Regions from separate parts of the Homo sapiens genome. Here region 2 is linked to region 1. Evidence: chromatin loops called from intact Hi-C (ENCODE). Cell type or tissue: pancreas. All regions are shown on one strand.

The links. Hi-C counts contacts between places; a loop is a spot of excess contacts. Peaks named below come from ENCODE experiments on the same cell type or tissue, not always from the same donor. Only the 100,000 strongest peaks of a DNase experiment are listed, where the experiment ranks them.
Region 2: a loop joins it to region 1, with 4 times the contacts of the local background. A loop is called at or near these places in 2 of 110 quality-filtered maps.

What each region holds. Positions count from the first base shown.
Region 1 is chr22:20,976,063-20,984,062 of GRCh38, reverse strand. It overlaps AIFM3 (AIF family member 3), which reads right to left. Exons shown (of 21, transcript NM_001386814.1): 10 at 7,757-7,848; 11 at 7,525-7,655; 12 at 7,297-7,412; 13 at 7,125-7,196; 14 at 6,968-7,031; 15 at 6,287-6,363; 16 at 6,058-6,175; 17 at 4,694-4,792; 18 at 4,361-4,436; 19 at 3,939-4,043; 20 at 3,296-3,316; 21 at 2,705-3,071. The coding sequence ends at 3,032. LZTR1 (leucine zipper like post translational regulator 1) reads right to left here and starts at 1,766. Exons shown (of 21, transcript NM_006767.4): 1 at 1,492-1,766; 2 at 974-1,036. The coding sequence starts at 1,691. RefSeq lists a silencer at 1,569-1,698 and enhancers at 2,089-2,188, 2,239-2,318, 4,369-4,663. In pancreas, no CTCF peak of the experiment used is centred here; DNase peaks (open chromatin) are centred at 1,792, 2,112, 2,960 and 4,672; H3K4me3 peaks cover 1,990 bases; H3K27ac peaks cover 1,170 bases.
Region 2 is chr22:20,761,755-20,769,754 of GRCh38, reverse strand. PI4KA (phosphatidylinositol 4-kinase alpha) reads left to right here. Exons shown (of 55, transcript NM_058004.4): 20 at 4,062-4,170; 21 at 4,519-4,655; 22 at 4,805-4,938. Among named protein-coding and RNA genes, the nearest start is that of SERPIND1, 8.4 kb to the left of the region's middle. In pancreas, no CTCF peak of the experiment used is centred here; no DNase peak of the experiment used is centred here.

The DNA of each region.
Region 1 (8,000 bases):
GCAAGGGCCTGAGCAGGGGGGCACTTGGTACAATCCAAACATAGCAAGGCAGCCCGTGCCGCCCCAGTGCAGTGAGGGACTGAGGGCAGAGGAGCAGCAGACTCTCATGAGGACTTGGGCTTTTACTCAGAGAGGCAGGGAGGCATTACAGGAGGATGAGCCAAGGAGGAGCATACTCTGACTTGCTTTTGTAAATGGGCCCCACCGGCTACTCCTGGGGAAAGAGAGTGGGAGGAAGACAGGCTTGAAGCCAGGGGACCATGCCCAAGGAGGCTCTTCTGCCCAGTATGCAGATCCTGGTGGGGTCCAGACTACCCCACCATCCTCAAGCCCGCCCCCCAAGGAGGCCTACAGGACCAAGGCTGCAGAGCCAGTAAGAGGCCAGACCTTCCAGGGCTTCATGCTAGTTCCTGGGGCTGAGAGGCAGGGCTAGGACACATGGACACAACTAGTCATGTGCAAATACTCCACCCTCTGCATAAGGAAACCAGCCACAACTTAAGTGGAGACAGTTTATGTGAAAGGAGGTGTGCCCACCAACAAAACATCACGTTGTTGCCTGATGTTTGGAGCAATTTGGGAAAACCCCCACAAAAAGTGAAAAATGCATGAAATAAATAAAACTGTGTCCTCCATACCGATGAGGCACAGGGAAAGAAAAGTGCCTGGCAGGGCTGGCCGCAAGGGTGGTTGTGTTTCTTTCAAGGCTGCATCTACTCAGAAGAGGGACATTTCCACATACTGAGCATGTGCCACCCACTGGAAGCTGTGCTGAGGACCATGAGTGCAGGATCTCATTTAATCCTCACCACGACCAGGGAGGTGAGTGCAAGGAATCTCACAGATGGGGAAACTGAAGCTTAGAGGCACCAGCTAGCATCTGAAAGGACAGTAATGGAGCTGGACAGGCCCAGTCCCTGACCACAGTACTTCTCCCTACCTGGTCCAAACACTGATGCTGAGACTCACTCACCCATTGTCTCCACCAAATACATAAATGGCATCTTTATAGGCCACCACTGTGTGCTTGCTGCGCCTGGAAAGAAAGGAGTGGAGGGCGGTAAGGACAGGACCCTCCTGGGGGGCACCCAAGGAATGGGACTAAGCAGGAGAGCTGCCACGGAAGTTAGGTATCACCTCTCAACTGCTAAGATCCATCATCTTCTAAGATAACACCAATCATCCTGCAAGTGAGGACCCCTGACACGGCTCCAGGACTCTCTGGACTCCTCACCCCACCTCAGAGCACCTGGGACCCCAGCCCAATATCCACAAACACAACTTAGTTCCAGTACCCTGTCCCGGGACATCGGGCTCTGGGACTCCCTCGGAACCCTCTCCCCTGCCCTGAACAGCGTCCTGTACAGCACCATCCACCTCATTACCAGATCCTACCCCAGGACACCACCCCCCGGCTTCGCCCCTGGACCCGCCCTGGGACCCTCGCAGATCGCCCTTCCTGTCCTCAGGACCCCATGAAGCCCACCGTACCGGGCACCCACGAACTCGTCGCAGGGCGGGAGGCGCCGCCAGCGATGCACTGTTTCGAAGGGCCCGAAGTTGAGCGTCAGGTACTCGACACTGTCCGAGCAGCTATGGTCGAAGTCCACGCTCGGGGCTACCTTGGACCGCGCGCCGCCTGCCAGGGCCGCAGCCCCGATCTGCCCCCCCGTGCTGCCCGGTCCAGCCATCCCGGGTCCACGCCGGATCGGCCGCGCTGTAAGCCCAACTTGCGGCCACCGCCCCGGGCCGGCTGGAGAAACCACATTTCCCGGCGAGCCCTGCGCTGACGGTGCGGCACGTCCGGCCAGCGCCGCACTTGCGCCCTCCAGCTCTTCCCGACAAGCCTACCGCTTGCCGAGACACCGCGGGCGAGCGCAGGATGCGGTTGTCGACCGCGCGGCGAGCGTGGGACCTTCTGGGGAGCGTTTCAGGCTATGTACTGGCGCTGCGTTGTCCCTTCCAGTGAATGCAGTGTGTCGTCCCTAGCCCCGTCGCGACTGCTCTTCCCGGCGCCTCCCAGGCCCACGCAGCCCGAAGACCCGCGGCCGGCTCGCAGTTCCCGGCATGCCCTGGGTCTGCGCGTGGCTCCGGCCTGGATCGTCTGCCGCTGCCGGGATCCCCCATGGAGGGTTCCGGGCTCGCAGCGGCCTCTGCAGGCGGCTCAACGCTCCCTTTCCTGCTAGCGCCCTCAGCCCTGACCCCCAGCAACTCCCCTCTCCCCTTGGCTTTCTTACTGACTGAGAGGCAGCCCGGCGAGGAGCCTCTGGATTCTCATTCCTACTTAGCAGGGCCTCAGCTCCTTCACCTCCGACATGGGGATTGAGAATGCTCCGGCTATGAAAAGCATGGGGTCTGTCTCAGGACACAGCTCCCACAGCCCTAAGTGGGCAAATGCCCCAAAGTGTCAAGCATGAGCCACCTCTGAAGGAGCATTTACTATCTCAAGACCTTTGGGCATGTTGTCCCTTCTACCTGGAATACCCTTCCTTCAAAACTCAGAGCCAAAAGCAAAAAGCGTTCGCTGATCGCAGAGGGGGAGAGGGATGTGGGAGGGCTTGGGGCGCAGAATTAGTTGCTACCTCCTCTGGGCGTTCACAGGCCAAATTTCCTTGGTGTGGCACCTGGCATTCTGTGATTGTGCCTGTTTCCCTGTGGTCTGGTCCTGTGCCTATTGGCCCAATTACACTGGGAGTCATACAGATCTGCAAATTTGTGCGTTTTAATTTTACGGTAATGTTTAACGTGTTGCAGGGTTCTTCAGGGGACCAGTCCCAATAGAGGGAGAAGAGGCAGGGCTTGTCCTGCCTCCAGTGCCAGCTGTCAGTGGCAGCAGAGGCCTTGAGGGTTGAGCATCTTCTGGATCCAGCAGAGGCCTCCCAGGAGGGGAGCCAGGTGGCTGAAGGCAAGCACTGGGAGGGCTCAGGTTCTGCCCTGGGGGATCCTGGGACTGGAGATTGGCACCTGCCCCCAAGGCTTGGCCTGTGCCCTTGGTGCCCCCTTTGCCTGCCCAAGTCTACTGCATGTGAGCTCAGGATCCTTTCCCCGTAAGCCAGGACATGTCGCCAGTCCTGCAGGAGTGAGGGGAGGAGGGGTCAAGACAGAAGAAAACAGGCTCTCCACTCTGGGCACCCTGAACAGCTGGCCCTTGAGGACAGCAGGGGGTCTGTTCTGTGCCAGACCCTAGTGCCCAGCAGGGAGGTGTACTTGGACAGAGGGAGATAAGACCATTGGGTGGAGGGTCTGGGCTGACATGGGAAAGGCTCAGAACGGTCAACATGAAGGACACACGTACTTGCTGTGCAGCACAAACAGCCTTCACGAAGGCAAGAGAGAGAAACGGAGAGAAGGCCAAGGAGAGAGCATGTCATTTATCATGTCCCCTTCTGGTCCTCCATTGTTTCCAGCCTGAAGCCTGCCCCTGTCTCATAGCCTCCCAGTGGCCTCCAGGCTGTCCCCAGTCCCTGGGAGCTCTCTCCCAGAGGGTGAATCTCATTGACACCACACCAGGATAAGGGAACTGGCTGGTGTTGAGTGAAACCTAGAACCACCCCCACCATCTATGTGGAGGGCATACCCAGGGCATCAGTAGCTGCATTTCCCACCTAGCTTCTGCCAGGCTCAGCACAACTATGTCCAGTTAGGTGTCCCACGCCTGGTGATTGCCCATGCATTGGGCCCTGACCCCTTCCCACAGCACTGGCCCTGCCTGGTGACACACATCTCTATCCCTTCCATCCACCATGAACACATAACCAGCCTGCTCTCAAACCATGATCCTTGCCCCACACCTCCCTGTAGTCCTGTAAGCCTCAGGCGATGCAAACCAAGAGGGGAAAGGCCCTGGAGGGTTGTGGGGGCGGCTGGCTGTCATAGGCACCTTAGCCAGTACTCCAGGGAACTACTCCCACCCCCAGGCTTCCCACACCCACACTCACTCCACCTCCCGCTTCCGGATGGCACGGCCTGAGGCCAGCACCTCAGCGACCTTGGACACAATGGGATCGTAGTTCATGCTGGCCACGGCGATCACCTCGTCGCCTCTGCAAGGAGAGGATGGCCAAGCCTGAGGACTGCGAGGCAGCAGCCCCTTTTTGAAAACCCTGATGCACTGCTGTCCATCTGGGGCCCAGGGAAGGACCTACCCCAGGGCAACAAGAATGGCCTGAGCACCCAGCCCTCCCTGCTTTGCACATCGCGGCTTGACCGTGCACAAGCTTCGGGCTTTCCTAAGGAAGCTCCAGCACTCCTCAGCGGGGCTCAGGGCTGGGCTCTTGTTCTGGGATTTTGCCTGGGATGAATCCCCCTTCCCGACTGAGCTCCCGCTGCTTCGCGCCAAGCTGCACCCCGGTGCTCTCACTTAGTGTAAAAAGCCACAAACTTCAGCTCCTCCAGATCCCCCTGGATGATGACGTCGTCGAAGCCTTCTCCGTAGCCTGTGGGCCGGGCAGGTGGGTGGCACCCACGTGAGCCGGGGGAGGGAACGAGACGTCACAGGATCCCCTCCTAACCCCGCCCAGGCCCTGCTCCATACGTCCTTTTAGGTAGTTCGTAGCCTTGCCGCCAGCGAGTTCTTACCGGCCTCTTCCTAGTGCGGTCATAGCCCTGCCCCTAGGCTCCCAGCCCCGCCCCACACCCAAGCCCCGCCCCTAAACGCCCTCGGCCCCGCCCCCATCCGAGGCCCCGGGGTTACCCGCGTAGCGCAGGCTCTTGCCAAACATGGCGGTCCAGAGGTAGGGCACAGTGCTCATCTCCGCCTCCTGCGCCAACATGTTCTGGGCTGCCACGCGCCCTGCGGGACCCAGGGCCGTGAGAACCCTAACTCTCGCTCTTACCACTCCCACACTACCTGCTCCTGATGCCCTGGGGACCCCTGACACGTGTGGCTACTCCTCCTGGTCTCCCCAGAGGTCAAGAGACATCATTGTTCAGCCCACTGCTCACTTGCACCTGCAGCTGACTGGTGCAGGGGAACACCTGCCTCAAAGCTAGCCACTTGATTGCTTCCTTAAAGAATCTGAATAAAGTGCCCTGACTCTGGAAGGTCTGCTTCTTGGGGTTGGGGGAGTACGCCACCATTTCAGCTGTGCACACAGACACCTAATCAGACGTATCAGGTCTGAAGAGGGAGGAAAATGGGGCACAAGTACACAGGGAAGCACAGATGACAGCCACACACAAGGCCCCAAAGAGACCAGTGTGGATGGCTCCCCAGTTCCTATGAGGCCCCAGTAGACCCCTGTAGTTGGATGTACTTCAAAGTCCCCTAAACTCTCTCAGTTAAATCCTAATTATACTTGGCTGATAAGTTGCCTTGGTTACTTACAACCTAGCAACAACTTTCGACTTTGGACTTGAATAGAAATTGGTACCAGAAGTGGGGTTTCAAGCAGCAGACCCTCAGGTGTAAAGGCAGAGGAAAGGGGAGATGGGTGCAGAGAAGTCCTTTGTCCCAGGCTGGGAGTCTGGCAGTCCTCTCTCTGAGGCAGTGAGGCAACTAATGTGATGGCACCTGCAGCTTAGGGGCCCAGACCAGATGTGCACAGTGGATGAGGCTTGGGGGACTTGGTGGCCAGCAAACATCAGGAGGGGAAAGCTATTCCTCAGAAAGCACAGTGCCTCCACTGAGCCCACGTCTCTGGGCTCAGATGGCACCTCGGGGACCTGCATGAGGCTGAACTGAGTTCACAGAGATACTTGAGTGGCCCAAGGGAAACAGAGGCATAAATGGGAAGGTGATCCACTAAATCCCTCCCTCCCTCCCCAGGGTAATGCACAGGTTGATCAGGAATTCTGCAGAATATATGTCCTTGAAGACAAAAAAGGGAGAGACTACCAGAAGGAAAACTGAGATTGAGGAGCTATGGCTGGCTCAGTGGGGTGTCGCTCTCTGTGTTGGCTGGATCGCCGAGATGAGGCTGGCCAGAGAATCCACATCAGAGCTTTGATGCCTAACAGTGTCCAGGACCCAAGGTCAGCAACTGAGGCATGGGCATGGGGACACTGAGACCCTGAGACTCCCTCCCACCCCTCCATGTGCCTCGGGACTGGCCATACCCTGAGCATGAGCCATCTGCCAATGTGGAATGTTCACTTTGCGGTTGTTCCTCCAGGCAAGGGGGAAGGTGACAGCATCGCCAGCTGCAAACACGCCTGGGACATTGGTCTGCATCATCTGTAGAGAGAGGGCCCAGAGCTCCATGGGTGTGACAGGGGCCCTGACCTGAACCTCCTGCCACTCCCAGCCCAGCACCGGGTCCTCCCCACCCAGTGCCATCCACCCCACCTTGTTGACAGGGATGAAGCCTCGGGAATCCAAACCGATGCCGCTTTGCCTCAGGAAGCCTGTGGCGGGCACTGCACCTGACAGGACGGAAGCCTGTGTCCACTCCCCTGTCCCTGCCTTCTGCGTAGTCACTCTCCACACCCTACAGCATGCGCTTGATGTGCCAGCCCCAGACTGATCCTCCAGGGGCTGTCTACCTGAGGCCTTCATGCACCCTGGTCCCCACTACCCGGTCTCCCACAGACCCGGTGCCTCCCGCAAGACCTCAGATATCACCTTCTCCAAGAAGTGCTCCATGAGGCCCTTAAGTGGAGGGACAGCATGCCATACCTCCTCAGCCCCTGCAGGTGCTACCACCTCCCATCTTGGCCCCTACCCAAATTGGCACTTCAGCTGGAGCAGAAGCCAGTTCGAGTCTCGTCTATGTCAACTCTCGCAGGGCATGGAGATGAGTGTTACTGGGCAGCGGGCACTGGGAGCATCCACTGTGCCAGGCCTGGGCTGAGCCCAGTACATACCTTCCCCAACAGCTCCGTAAAGTGGGGGCGGTTGGGGGTTCCCATTTGACAGATGTGGTGGAAACTGAGGCTCTGGGAGGGGAAGGGACTAGCCCAAGGTCACATGTGAGCATGTGCAGACGGCTGGGCTGCTTTGTGCCTGCCTGCCCACACACCAACTCACCAATGCCCACCACGCAGACGTCAGCCCGCACGACCTTGCTGCTCTTCAGCACAACCTCCTTCAGCTGTGGGGAGTGGGTGGATAAACAGGTGGACCCAGCTCCCAGGCTCAGGGGACAGAGGACAGAAAGCAGCAGGGAGAAGGGAGAAGGGCCCACCTTTCCCTCCTGGCCCCGCAGCTCAGACACCTCCGTCTGCATGTAGAACTTCACCCGGTTGTTCTCAAACATCTGTCAGGGCAAGTGGGCAGGTGGGCGGTGGATGAGAGCCCAGCCAGGGGCCGGGCTGGGCCCCAGGGCTCCAAGGCACTGGGTGCTGGGGTGGGCTCACCTTCATGAGGGCACGACCCACGCGCTCCCCCAGGAACCTCCTGAAGGGCGTCTCCTCCAGCTCCACCACAGACACAGAGTGGGCCTTCTCCGTCAGGTAAGCGGCCACCTCCATCCCTGGTGATGGGCAGGGGGTGGCAGGCTGGCACCTGCACCTTCCTCGACCAGAACTTCCCTGGGACTGGCCATGACGACCTGACCACCATCTCCACTGCCCACTACCTCTCACCCAGGAAGCCGGCTCCCACGACGACCACGTTGCGGCCTCGGGCCAGCCTCACCACGCGATTGGCATCCTCTGGCGTCCGGATAGTGAACACGTTCTCCACTTCTTTGCCTTTGCAGCTCAGAGTCTTGGGGCTGAGACATGGCCGTGTCAGTGAGGGCCTCCTGGCAGCCCCAGCCCCGTCCAGGCCAGTGCCCTGCCTAGTGTCCGATGGGTAAAAAGGAGACCCTCCCACCTGCTCCCTGGTGCCAGCAGCAGCTTGCTGTACTCCAGCTTGAAGCCATCCTTGAACACGACCTTCTTAGTTCTCACGTCCACTGTGACCACCTGCAATCCCCACCAGGCAGAGCATGAGCTTGGGCATGGGGCTGGGCCTCGCCGCCCACTCCCCGGTCCTGCAGTACACCCACAGCCCAGCCACAGCCTCTGAGAAGCTCCCATTAAAACAGATCCTGCCACCTGGGCTTCATTCTTTACGC
Region 2 (8,000 bases), 210 kb after region 1:
CGCATTTGACTGTTATATCTCTTTAGAATCCTTTATCTATTTCAGTCTTCCCACTTCCCCCCTGACCTTGATTTTTTTTTTTTTTTGAAATGGCGTCTCGCTCTGTCGCCCAGGCTGCAGTGCAGTGGCGCAATCTTGGCTCACTGCAACCTCGGCCTCCTGGTTTCAAGCGATTCTCCTGCTTCAGCCTCCCGAGTACCTGGGACTACAGGTGTGTGCCACCACGCCTGGCTAATTTTTTGTATTTTTAGTAGAGATGGGGTTTTACCGTGTTAGCCAGGCTGATCTCGATCTCCTGACCTCCTGATCTGCCTGTCTTGGCCTCCCAAAGTGCTGGGATTACAGGCGTGAGCCACCACACCTGGCCTGACCTTGATACTTCTTAGGAGTGAGCAGATCTCCTTTCTGGAGACTAGAGCAGTCTCAGCCAAGACAGTGGCCAGCAGGCTCGGAGAAGTCAGAGAGCAGGGAGAACCCACAGAGCCACTTTCAAGCCAACGTCCTCAAGAGGGAGCCAAGAAGTTCACAGGGTCAGGAGTAGGATCCCAAATCAAAGATAGAGTCCACTTACTTCCTCTTTTCTGTGTCAAAACCACTTTGAACTTCCCAGCCACGTGGAGCTACTGTTCTCATTGAGAGGGAAGCATTCTAGAAGCGCAACCCTTTCCATAACCACCAAAGTCTAGTTCTCTTTAGAAGGTACCAGAACCTCTTAGCCACATAGGCCTTGAATTCTGTAGTCTGGAAACCCCTTCATATCTCCACCATCACTTGGGACCTTATCCTGGGAGGCCGGTCACTTCAGAGACAGTCAGTCCCACAGTTGCGTGTTCTTACTGTCACTGTCCTTGGCCACTAGCTGAACTGGAAGCCCCTTGTCAACTGTCCTTTTGTGGCCACATCCTGTGTGGCTCTAGATTTCCTGCCCTGTGTCGCTTCCGTCTGCTGCTGCCCTCCACACAGCCCTCTCCAAAGTGCCCCACCTCCTCAGCACCTACCCAGAGCCTGCCCTGCACCCCCAGGTCTTGGCCCACTCTTCCCAAGGACACAGTGCCCTGGCGGCTCTCAAGCAGAGGTGTGGAGCCTTCTTCCACACAGGTTGCCAAGCCCTGGACCGGCACCTGCACCCTCCCTTTGATTGTAAAAGGAACATGTTGATGGAAGAGCTCCAGGAAATATAGACATTAAAGAAGAAGAGTGAAATCCCTAGCAACCCAGAAATAATCTTAACATGTGGCTGCTTTTTCCCATCTTTGTTCTATATGTATATATTTAGATTTTTTAAAATCTATATCATATTATTTATACGTTTTGGATTTTTTTCTCTTGACATATTGTGAGTTCTACATGTGTCACCAAATAGTCTTAGAAAATATGATTCTTGGCTGAGTGTGGTGGCTCACGCCTGTAATTCCAACACTTGGGGAGGCCAACACGGGAGGATCTCTTGAACCTAGGAGTTTAATACCACCCTGGGCAACATAGTGAGAGCCTTTCTCTACAAAAAAATGTAAAAAGTCAGTAAGGTGTCTGTTTGTATGAAAAAAAGAAAAACAATAATTAAGCCGGGCATTGGCCACCACCCCATCTGGGAAGTGAGTAAGTAGCACCTCTGTCTGGCCGCCGCACCGTCTGGGAATTGAGGAACACCTTTGCCTAGCTGCCGTGCAGCCCTGCAAGTGTGAAGTGGCAGCTTTGCGTGTGATCTTTCTCCCCTCCCCAAGTTTGCATTTTTGACATTAAAGTTTACTTTTAAATTAAAATTTTTGAATTGGAAATAATAATAATAATAATAATAATAATAATAATAATAATAATTAGGCCAGGTGTGGTGGCTCACACCTGTAATCCCAGGACTTTAGGAGGCTGAGGCGGGCAGATCACTTGAGGTCAGGAGTTTGAGACCAGCCTGGCCAACATGGTGAAACCGCATCTCTACTAAAAATACAAAAATTAGCTGAGCATAGTGGTGCATGCCCGTAGTCCCAGCTACTCAGGAGGCTGAGGCAGGAGAATTGCTTTAACCTGGGAGGCAAAGGTTGCAGTGAGCTGAGGTTGTGCCTCGGCACTCCAGCCTGGGCGACAGAGCAAGACTCCATCTCAAAAAGTATAAATAAAATAATAATTAGCTGGACATGGTGGAGCACACCTGTCCTCCCTGCTACTGGGAAGGCTGAGGTGGGAGGATCACTTGAGCCTGGGAGATCGAGGTCAGTGCTGCAGTGATGATTGTGCCACTGCACTCCAGCCTGGGTAACAGAGTGAGACCCTATCTCAAAAATAATTAATTTATTATACTTTTTTTTTTTTTGAGACAGAGTCTTGCTCTGTCGCCCAGGCTAGAGTGCAGTAGCGCCATCTTGGCTCACTGCAAGCTCAACCTCCCAGGTTCACGCCATTCTCCTGCCTCAGCCTCCTGAGTAGCTGGGACTATAGGCGCCTGCCACCACGCCCGGCTAATGTTTTTGTATTTTTTAGTAGAGACAGGGTTTCACCCTGTTAGCCAGAATGGTCTTGATCTCCTGACCTCGTGATCCACCTGCCTCGGCCTCCCAAAGTGCTGGGATTACAGGCAAGAGCCACTGTGCCCGGCCAATTTATTATACTTTTAATATACCATTACTTATTTAAATGTCCCTTTCAGGTAGACATCTAGTGTGTTTCTATTTATTTTGCTGTTGCAACATTTTTGTGCCTAAATCAGCTTTTTAACATTTTTTGGATAGATTTCTCAGGGATGGGATTTTGGGTGAAATATGTGGGGATATTTAGAATTTCTGATGCATATTACCAAATTGCTTTCAAAGAAGTGTTGTGACAGTTTACAGTCCTGCCTGCTGTGCATGATGTGTCACAGCCCATCCCATTGTGCCCTCCTTGCCTCAAGAGATGGTGTCTTCATCTCTCCCACCTCTCTCCCGGCCCAGTGCCTGGCCCATACCAGGTGCTCATAAGTGTTTGGGGGTAGCAAAGCCCCCGCTTACCACAGGCTCAACATCACTGATGGGAGCTCAACATCCACTGGGGGGTCCGTAAGGATCAGCCTGTCCAGCTGGGCATCGTGCACAAGTTAAACCTTTTGGTTTTTTGAGATGGAGTTTCGCCCTTGTTGCCCAGGCTGGAGTGCAATGGTGCGATCTTGGCTCACTGCAACCTCTGTCTCCTGGGTTCAAGCAGTTCTCCTGCCTCAATCTCCCGAGTAGCTGGGATTACAGGTGCCTGCCACCACGCCCAGCTAATTTTTTGTATTTTTAGTAGAGATGGGGTTTCACCATGTTGGCCAGGCTGGTCTTGAACTCCTGACCTCAGGTGATCTGCCCACCTCGGCCTCCCAAAGTGTTGGGATTACAGGCGTGAGCCACCGTGCTTGGCCAAGTTTAGCCATTTATACCACTGATGAGTCTCTCCCTGCCTCCCCCCAGCATTTGGAGCAGGAACACAAGGACAATAGCCCCTCACCTGCACCCAAGCAACTCTGCTTTACCTGTTACATATATGGGGATTCTGCCGAAGATTACTGTTTGGAAAATTTGTGCTGCCTGGCCCATGAGAGTTCTTGTGCTCTCCCTGCCTCCCCAGTGGCATCCCTTCCTCAAGCTCTGGCTCGCATCCATTGTTTGCCTTTCCTGAGCATTTGTTACCCTCCACAGTGCCAGGCTTAGGACCTAATGCTCTTGTGGCTGGACAGGCTGCCTTCTCTTCTTTCCTGGCTAAGTTTTCCTCAAATGTTAACTCTGAGACCCATGACACTTTCTCTGGGAACTCCACCCCACTGTAACTGTTGCTCACCTGCCTCCAAACTAGACAGGAAGTCCTTCAAGTGCAGGAACAGGGCTTTTTCCTCCCTGGCACAGCACCTGGTGCACACTAGGGACTCAGTAAATGAGTGGATGGACAATGCTTATTGGCAGAATCATCACTGCTCAGTGTGCCTTTTCCTACCCAGTCTGAGTTTCTGAGAATGCTCTTAGAGAATGAATCTGTGGTTGATTTTACACCTACAGGGCTTAGGGTTTCCTCAGCAAATAACCTCCTTTCTCCCTCTCTTCTTGGCACATCAGCTCACCCGACGACTGCCACCCATCAAAGAAGCTAAGCCTCGGTTACAGAAGCTCTTCCGAGACTTCTGGCTGTATTCCGTTCTGATGGGATTCGCTGTGGAGGGCTCAGGTAGGGGGATCATCTCTCTCCCAGTGAAGACGGAGTGCAGAGTGAAGGTAAAGGTGAGGTCAGAGCCCACGTAATTATGAATGTGAGCATGTTTAAATGAGTCCACATGCAGCTGCTTCTTTCTGCAAGTATTAGCAAGTGTTACTGTCCCCAGATGTAGTTTAGGGTGCTGAGAATGCCATACACCTTAGGAAAAGTCTGTCCAAGTCAGGTAACAGACTTCGTTTCTGTGCCTAGTTTTTGGGATAATTGTCTCAAAGGACCCATGACTATAGAAATTGTCAGTCAACCTCACTGCAGTGCTTTCCGACCAAGGTGATTTCCTCATTTATGTTCACTTTATTGCAGGACTCTGGCCAGAAGAATGGTACGAGGGGGTCTGTGAAATAGCCACTAAGTCCCCCTTGCTCACCTTTCCCAGCAAGGAGCCACTGCGGTCCGTCCTCCAGTATAACTCAGCCATGAAGAATGACACGGTCACCCCCGTAAGGATTCACATCTCATTTTTACCATGCTCTCTGTGCCAATTAGGGCAGATCTTTTCACTGTCATTATTAACACATGTTGCCAGCCACTGGGACCTGTTTGTCCTGGGGGATGCCCCATGAGCCCTCGGATGTTTCTCTCCCTCCAGGCTGAGCTGAGTGAGCTCCGCAGCACTATCATCAACCTGCTGGACCCCCCTCCCGAGGTGTCCGCACTCATCAACAAGCTGGACTTCGCCATGTCCACCTACCTCCTCTCTGTGTACCGGCTGGAGTACATGAGGTACACGTGCCTTCACCACCATGCACATGCACATCCACATTTGAGCAGGGTTTTCATTTTTGTGCCCTCGTAAGCATGAGACTTTTTTCAACTTCTCCCAAGACATGCAAACTTTCTGAAAAACCAAGCAAAAACACCCTCTACTTTTCTCGTATGCCCCTCCTTCATGACCACCAGACACCACGTATAGTAACACCTCCCAGTATCTAAGCTCCGCATCATCTTCTCTCTGATAGGAAACAGGCTTCTGAGCAGTTGCAGTCAGTGTTGTGAACTCAGCCCACGGACTGAGCGAGGCCCTTCTGAGGACCCAGCCTCGCTGAGTGCGTGTCTAGGACACTCACTGAGCTGTTTCCCAGGACCATGGTTGAGTACAAACAGCAAATGCGACATGGGGTGGGGCCGGCTCCAAAACAGTCCTGCATGTGGCCCGATGCTCAGGACACATCTGTGGCCACAGCAGTCCTAACAGTGGTAGTGACACTTAGGATCTACAGCTGTTATCATGTTGACCTCAGAAGTAAGCTTGGATTGAGTGTCTGTGCTGTACCAGGTACTGTGCTGCATTACACATGTTTACGCACTCCCCGACATGCTTGTGAGGTAGGCAGTGCTATACAGACCCACTGTGCTGAGGCCTCAGGCGCCCTGGGACAGCAGCTGAGTACATTGGCTACAAAATGATGATTCCTGTTGTCAAGAAAAGGTCAAATTACACTCAGCTTAAGTCGGGAGGGATGCAAATAAGTCGTAGAATAATTTCTTTCCCAAATGATTTGAAAAAGAAAGTGTTCCTGAGAGAAAGGCTATTTGGAAAACACTATTTTAGCCTTTCATTGTTGCCACCAACCCTCTAGTAAAATAGTCCTTGAAAGCTCAATACATAAAAGAAAGGCAGAGTGCTTTGGTTGCATGGGAATGCACCCTACCCTCCTGCTCAGTCTCCTCCTCCCTGCCCTCAGCCCGGGGCTCCACACACAGCCAAATGTGGAAATCAGTGACGCATTCTCCCCAAGTCCCACAGAGCCAAGGGAGTGTTGACTTTGTTCTTTTTTCATTGTAAGTGTCTTTTATTTTGGCTGGATGTGGTGGCTCACACCTGTAACCCCAGCACTTTAGGAGGCCAAGGCGAGTGGATCACCTGAGGCCAGTAGTTCGAGACCAGCCTGGCCAACGTGGTGAAACCCCATCTCTACTAAAAATACAAAAATTAGCCAGATGTGGTGGCGGGTGCCTATAGTCCCAGCTACTCAGGAGGCTGAGGCAGGAGAATGGCATGAACCCAGGAGGTGGAGCTTGTAGTGAGCTGAGATCGCGCCACTGCACTCCAGCCTGGGCGACAGAGCGAGACTCCGTCTCAAAAAAAAAAAAAGAAAAAAAGAACATTGCACAAAAATGGCTAGGCACGGCCGGTTGCAGTGGCTCACTCCTGTCATCCCAACACTTTGGGAGGCCGAGGCAGGCAGATCCTGAGGTCAGGAGTTCGAGACCAGTCTGACCAACATGGTGAAACCCCGTCTCTACTAAAAATATAAAAATTAGCTGGATGTGGTGGTGCATGCCTGTAGTCCCAGCTACTGAGGAGGCTGAGGCAGGAGAATTGCTTGACCCAGGAGGTGGAGGTTGCAGTGAGCCAAGATGGTGCCACTGCACTGCAGCCTGGGCGACAGAGTGAGACTCTGTCTCAAAAAAACAAATGGCTAATCCCAGCATTTTGAGGGGTGGGAGGATCACTTGAGCCCGGAAGTTTTGAGCTTCTGCAACAGAGCAAGAACTTGTCTCTAACCCCCCCCCCCCCCAAAAAAAAAAGCAAAAAAACCTAGCCAGTTGTGGTGGCACATGCCTGTAGTCCCAGCTACTCAGGAGACTGAGGCAAGGGGGTTGCTTAAGCCTAGGAGGTTGAGGCTGCAGTGAGCTATGATCAAACCACTGCACTCTAGCCTGGGCAAAAGACCCTGTCTTATAAAAACAAAACATTTATACAAAATCTTGCAAAATAAGTAGAGAGAGAAAAAACACTGACCTCACTGTCATCCCCTATAGCCTGTTAGTATAGCTGTTTGTAGTCTTTTTTCTAAACAATGTATTTTCAAAGAAAAAACAGCCAAAACAAAACAAGCCAGACCCAAACAGAGCAAAAACATGGCTTTCATCCCAGCATGTACGGCTAGAAGAGGTATCTCCAGACCCTCTCAACCTCATGTGGTTTGAAGGCAGAGCTACCTCTGCCTTTCCCATGAGTATGCCCCTGAGTAGTTTTCTCAGGTTCTCAGGACGGGCTCTTAACTGGCAGAGGAAGACTCTAAGACGCAGCCCATAGCAGCTCCTGTGAGCCCACCTTCCACCTCGGGCTGCCTACCAGGCCCTTGAGAGCACTCTGTTAGCATAGAGAGGCAACCTCAAAGCCTTTATTCAGGAACCTGGCTCAGGTTCCCAGCCACTGGGTATTGAGAGAGCTTTAAAACCACAAAGTGGAGAATTTGGGAAATCAAGTTAAAGGTGTGTGCACGTGCACACTCGAATGCGTGTGCTGAAAGTCACCTGGCCTGCCCTCCTGAGGCTTAACTCTTGACAGGTTGGTGCAGAGGCCAAAAGACATGGCCTGCCGAGCCGCTGCTGCCTTAGTGGAGCCCCTGGAACTCTGAACAGCCCTTCACAGCACCCATGGGACAAGTGCATGCGCTTTTTCCTTTTTCTCCCTTTCCCCCTGAGGTTAAAGATATTTTTTTTACCATAAAAGAAAAATGTACAGAGTGCATAAAACAAAAAAGAGAAGAGAAAACACTGGAATAGTACAGAAGATACTAAAGATGAAAAAATACAGGTATCACTTTTGTAGACGTGAATACTTCATTTCTACTATCCTACTGTTAATGGCCTCTTAATTTTCCTCTAGAAATTTTCTGTGCATAGGCAAGCATGCATAGCCTACACATACACATGCAAAGACAGACCTTTAGGAAACCTGTAAGTGGGGTCATGCTGGACATGTGTTCCCTGCACCTTCCTTTTTTCTGTTAATAGTATGTCTCAGACTTTTTTTGTAACAGCTCACATAGAGA